Regions from separate parts of the Mus musculus genome. Here region 1 is linked to region 2. The links are chromatin loops, found by intact Hi-C in ENCODE. Cell type or tissue: left cerebral cortex. All regions are shown on one strand. Links, peaks and the distances in the headings refer to the core of each region. The heading gives the core; the rest is flanking DNA.

What was found. Hi-C counts contacts between places; a loop is a spot of excess contacts. Peaks named below come from ENCODE experiments on the same cell type or tissue, not always from the same donor. Only the 100,000 strongest peaks of a DNase experiment are listed, where the experiment ranks them.
Region 1: it touches region 2 in a loop (8-fold over the local background); 33 of 42 quality-filtered maps call a loop at or near these places.

The regions. Positions count from the first base shown.
Region 1 is chr2:145,165,840-145,168,740 of GRCm38, reverse strand. It overlaps Slc24a3 (solute carrier family 24 (sodium/potassium/calcium exchanger), member 3), which reads right to left and starts at 966. Exons shown (of 17, transcript NM_001356497.1): 1 at 544-966. The coding sequence starts at 682. In left cerebral cortex, for the core only: CTCF peaks have their summits at 533 and 1,615 (motif pointing left); DNase peaks (open chromatin) are centred at 545, 833 and 1,512; H3K4me3 peaks cover 1,576 bases; H3K27ac peaks cover 1,295 bases.
Region 2 is chr2:145,515,828-145,518,728 of GRCm38, reverse strand. It overlaps Slc24a3 (solute carrier family 24 (sodium/potassium/calcium exchanger), member 3), which reads right to left. Exons shown (of 17, transcript NM_001356497.1): 5 at 243-327. Among named protein-coding and RNA genes, the nearest start is that of Gm14092, 38 kb to the left of the region's middle. In left cerebral cortex, for the core only: a CTCF peak has its summit at 1,186; a DNase peak (open chromatin) is centred at 1,170.

The DNA.
Region 1 (2,901 bases), core at 95-2,594, 350 kb after region 2:
CATGCCCATTCCTAAACCCTGACTGGTAGCTATCACTTTCTCCTAACGGAAGTAAGTTCCCAGCACCTGTTCTTGGATCGCAAAGATGGCAAGGAGCATTCTCCACTGCCCACCCCACCTGTTCTGTGTGGAGAACACGTGGAGAACCGGCTGTGAGCTGGTCAGCCTACCCTGCATTCCCTCAGTAAGCCAGGAGTACAGGTGGTTGGTTACCTGCACAGGTACTGATTGCTGTCAGAACAACTTTATTACTAGCCTTGGTAGTGAAAGGGTCCCTCCCTGTCACCGCCGCCACTACCAGCCAGGCTGTGGGAAAGGGGCAGAAGGCAAGAGGAAAAGGTCTTCTTGGTGCCCAAGGGGTCACTCCTCCACCGCTGCAGTCCTAGAGCCCAGACCCCTTCCTCCCTAGCCCCGCAAGAGACCGGAGTGTCCCCGTGCCTGTTCGGTGTGGCTGGACCCAGCGCAGCTCGCCGGGCACCGAGCCCCGAGAGCCCGAACTGCTGGAGCCGCAGCGCCCACTCGGGGCAGGCGGCGAGCACTCACCCTTCTGCTCTCGCAGGCTCGACAGCGACCAGAGCAGCAGCGCCACCGAGGCCAGGAAGCAAAGCTGGCTCAGCAGAAGGTCCCTCCGCCGGCGGCGGCTGCGGCGGCGCGCGCAGTCCTGGTCGCCCGGCGGCGGCATCCTCGGACAGCCGGGCGGCGTCCCTGGCGGGCGGCGTCCGCTCGGGTCGCGGGCGGCCGCGGCGGGGACGGCGGCAGGAGGCAGCCCTGCGCGCAGCAGCCGCGCGTCCTCGCTGCGTTCCCACCCGGCCGCCGCCTCCTGCTTTCCCTCCTCCCGGCCGCTGCCGGTCTCCACGCCGTCGCCCTCGTCGCTATCGCTCAGTCCCTCCTCCCCCGCCGCCTCCTCCTCCTCGCCGCTCGCCCGCACCGCCGCCTCCCTGCGCTCGGGGTCCCTCTCCTGCTCGCGCGCCATGGCTCCCACGCTCCGCGCCCGCGTTCGGCCTGGGGCGGCGGCGGCGGGGGCGGCCGGGAGGCGGGGGCGGCGGGGGCGGTGGAGGAGGAGCGGGGAAGGACCGGCGAGAGGAGGGCCGGCCGCTGGCCACCCGAAGCAGGCCCTGACCTCAGGCTGCGGGAGTGCAGCTCGGGGTCGCACTCCAGTGTCCACGCGGGGGTGGGTGGGTGGGGGACTCGGAGCCGAGCGGCGGCCGGAGCGCGCCAACAGCTAGAGTGAGCGCAGCTTCCCGTACCCCACGGTGGGTCGGCGGCAGGGGGGCTGCGCACGGGAGGGGGACAGCGCCCGGGATGCTATGAGTCGCTGGCCAGCACCGCGGGGAGGGGGCGCAGGGAGGAGACTGGGCTGTGGAGGGAGCCCGGTGCACAGCCCTTCAACCCTTTGGTGCCCAGAGAAAGAGGCGGTGCGGTGGGGGAGGCCCGCTAGGCGGGATGTGGATAGACAGATCTCCACCAAGGAGGACTGGCCTGAAACTTTCAGAGAAAAGAAGGATTTCCTTGGCCCTCTTCCATCCGTTGCCTTAAGCTAGAGCGTCTAGAGTGTGCTAGGTGGCCAATTCCTAGCCACTGGTCCTGCCTCCTGCCGCTGGCCTCAGGGGTTCCCCTCTGCCCCCTGGTGGGGATCCCGGTGAGCCAGGCTCAAGTCCTGAAACTGGCCTCCTGGGGGGGTTTGGCTTATTAGGGTTGTCCTGGCTTCCCCCTCTGGCTAGGGTTCACATTTCGCTCTCTGAGGAGCTGAAGCAAGTCCAGTGTGTGGCTGAACCTGAGGGGGCCCTAGTAAGTTCCCTAGGAGGGAGACTCTTGGCCTTCTACAAGGACAATCAGTCCACCCCTCCCCCAAGATTAGAGCCCTAGGCCCCAACTCCCTAATTCGAGTTCTTCTGCCCCTGCCTATTAAAGATGTAGAGGCTGACATCCCCACCCCTATCTGCAGTACCATTGAAAAGGGCACCTAGTGATCCCAGGGGTTCACTCCCAGGGGCTTGGACTTCCCTAGCCTCATCCCAGGTACCTGCCTGCAGGATGGAAGACACACGACCCCAGAGGAAGGGAAGAAGAGATGTGTTTCCAAGTGGTGGTTAAACTTAAGTCTTATTCCAAAAGGATGGTCCTAGAAATCAGATATATGTTTGGATGGCTCTTGGGCCTGAGCAATCTAGCCCTCGGGAGTTGGGAGGAAGTGGGGAAACTCCATAGAGACTTCTCCCTGCCCAGGTCACAAGGGACCCACAGGATCAACTGTGAGTGACCTTCCATCCCATATAGTGTCAGATGTCCCCTGACAACATCTGGAGACATGGAAAGTGATCACAGGTGGTTTGTTTTCTGCTGAAGAGCAGAATTTGCTTTCCATGTGTTTATTCCCTCCCACTCCTATGTTGGCTGCCCCATATCCAGAGCACCTTCCCTGCAATGGCTAGGTGAGTCTTTGCTTAGGTCACCAGGTAACAAAGGAGGAACGCAAACTCTTCAAGTTCATCCAGATTGGAGCATCATGGAGAATTCTCCAATTCTGTCACCACTATCAAGCCTTCTTGATAGTGGTGACCCTTGAGGAATTCAGAGTAATCTCGACTTGTTAGGAAAGACACTCATATAGTGTCTCTAGTGGAAGGCAGGGAGGTGGGTGGGAGATGGGGATCTGGAAAATGCTGAGTCGGGGAATGAACACTAACTCATCGTGGGGTAGAAACTATCATAGACAGAAGGAAATGTGTGATCTGGGGGTTGGTGAGCATGTGTGTAAGGAAACGGGAGGACAATAGGGAAGACTAGAAACTGATGATTCTCGGGAAGACAGGGTAGACTCCCATGCCCCAAAGAAAGGACTCTGCTAGTTGATATTTGTTTTGAGAAATCTCCGAGTAAGAGGGGATAATGAGATAAAGC
Region 2 (2,901 bases), core at 176-2,675:
TTTGGAGGGAGTTTTTGAACCCAGAGGTTAGACTTTTCCTTAGTAGCAACGTCCCTGGGTCTAGGAAAAGTTCGCACACAGTTAAACCAGTGAATGGCCACAGCAGAGTGGAAGGTTCTGCTTGGGATCTATGAAGTTAATTTTTTATAAGTGGGAGACAACTCAAATTTGAGGACCTTCTTCCCTAGAACCCCTTTTTCTTATATAGGTAAGGGCTGAGACATTCTCTTAGCATCACCTACCTATGACCGACGTGAACAGCTCTGGGGCCGAGCTGCCTGCTGCCATGAATGTGGCTCCTGCCACATCTTCACTGAGGTGGAGGCGCTGCATGGGAGCAAAGACAAGACAGGTGAGATGGGATCTTTCCTTGGGAAACACATGCCTGTGGCTCCTGAGGTCCTAAGCACGGGGACTTCAGAAGGACCCAGGGGCTGGGTTCAGTCCCTCTCACTATCCCTCCACTCAGAGCCTGGCTGCTCCTGCTCTCTGCTCAGCATCCTCACTTGCAAGATCAGCAGGGACTACATGACTCTCATTAGCCAATGTCCTTACAGAAGATTTAGGAGTCTGTAACCCAAATCTATCAAGAGGATGTCTAGTTGATAACCAGGAGGGTGGAGTAGCGAGTCAAAAACATCCTGGACAGCGGCGGACAGCCATTTTCTTTCTAATGGCAGCTGTGGTCAGCTCCCTTGGTGTCTGCAGACACTGATTTTAGAAGAGATGTGTGTGATCTAGAGTTGTGTGCAAACACCATGGCTGTTATAGTGCTTTTGAATAACTTCAATCTCATAGCCGCCAATTTGCGAGAGGTTAGTAGATCCAGGGAGTAGTCACTGTCCTGAAGCACACTCCAAACCCTCGACCTTCAAACTCTGGGTAGCACGTCATGAGAGAAGACTTGAGACAGACTAGAAAATAATGCAGCCCATTTCCCCCAAATCTCAAGTCACCCTGTTGGTTAAACGGGAAGGTGGTTTTCAAGAACACAAGATGAATGTACACGAGAGGCTGGTTGGTGTGTTTAGCTTTCCGGAATTCCACCGTGGCCCAGAAAGTAAGCTGCCAGCGGTTGGGAAGCAGCCAGTTCCCTTCGGGCATCAGGGCAGAGACTTCCAGTTTCCACTGCCAGCCTTCTTTCTTTCTTTCTCAGCAGCACCAGTGGCTGCACTTCCATGCTTGGCCACACAGAGGCAGTGTGGCCTTGGAGGTGCTACAGATAGAGGCATGCTCACCGTTGAGGTTCTCATGGGGTACTGAGGAGACCCTGAGATGGTACCTCAGCACTAAAAACCTTGGCTGGTGCGGAAGCCCCAGCACTGGAATCTCAATAGATGGGGATGGCGGGAAGACAGCAAGCCAAAAATGAGCTCCCGGAATCGCCTTGAGTTGCTGTGCTTCCCTTCCAAGATCTATGGACTGGTAGTAATGGTTGCTTATGAGGCTTGGCCATATGTCCAGTTTCACTCTTGCTTCCACATCTCCTTCCTTTCCACCCTCCTTTATGCCTAATACACTCCAGCCTGGCAATACTGCACTGGCCTCTTAGAATCACTAGTCACGAGGTCCTCTTGCTTCTGCACTGCTAGCGGCTATGATGAGGGCCAGGGAGAATTTTCCTAAGCTTCATCCAGAGCGGAGAATAATTCACCACAGCTGGACACCCTGGGCTCCCCAGGAACAACAGGTCCTGTCATTCTCATTTAGATCCAGTGGCTCAGGTATTCTCTGCTTGTTCCTAAATGAGCCCTTTCCTTCAGGCCCCTTTGGTCCATCCCTCCACACAGCCCTGCATGGGTACCAGGGCGGAATCTATCACTTGATTCCTTTTCTCTGCACCAAGTCCCCACTGGCTTCATCCAACTGTCTATGAATGCAGTCAGCCTTTGAGATCAGTGGGGTTAGTCATACTCAAACCCAAGCAGTGTTCAAATTTCATATAAAATACTGCAGTGTTTGCATATAACAGATACATTTTCCCATGTTCTGTCAATCATCTCTAGATTGCTAACAATCCCTAACACAATGTAAATGCCATGTAAAAACCTGTATTGTCCAGGGCATACCAATAAGGAAGACTCTCTGTATCTGCTCCATACTGATCCAAATTAAAAAAAAAAAAAGTTGGATCTCCTAAGCATAGTGGTGCATGCTTTTAATCCCAGCACTCATTCAGAGACAGGCAGATCTGTGAATTCAAGGCCAGCTTGATCTATACAGTGAATTCCAGGACAGCCAGGGCTGCACACAGAGACCCTGTTTTGAAAAACCAAACCAAACCAACCAACCAACCAACTAAACAAACAACCCTCCACCCCCAAACCCAAAACAACCACAATAGAAAGAGTTGGATCGGTTTGATCCAAGGTTGAATGCCTGGCTGTGGAACCTATATGGAGAAGGTGGAATGTTGTGGGTTACTCAGTGGTTTCTAAGCCCACAAATGGCCAGAGCCGGGCTGTGCACTCCCTAGTTTCCTTCCCAGCCTTTGGCAAGCAGCTTAGCTGAGGAAGAGCCTAGCTCAGTGTTTACAGTACTTAGAGTGGGCAGTCTCTCTCCCCCACAGCCCAGGAGGCCCCATTACTGCTTTCATGGCTTCCTGGGTGTCCTACTCTTGACATCTGATATCCTTGTGCAAGCAAAACCTTCTGACCAACCTCAGGCTGCTATCTCATGACCAAGAACGCCGCCACGGTCCTCCCCTTGCTGAGTCTTCACTTGTTGGCTCTTTCTGAAACATCTTTCTGTCTTTGCTTTAGTGTAGCAGAGTCTGAGTCTGTCTATTTACTGTTGACAAAGGACTCTAACACCTTTGTGGGTTCCCTCATGCAACCTCATGACTGTCTAAAATTTAGTGACTCACCTGGCCTGTTGCTGCCATATTGGCTCCTTTCTCTT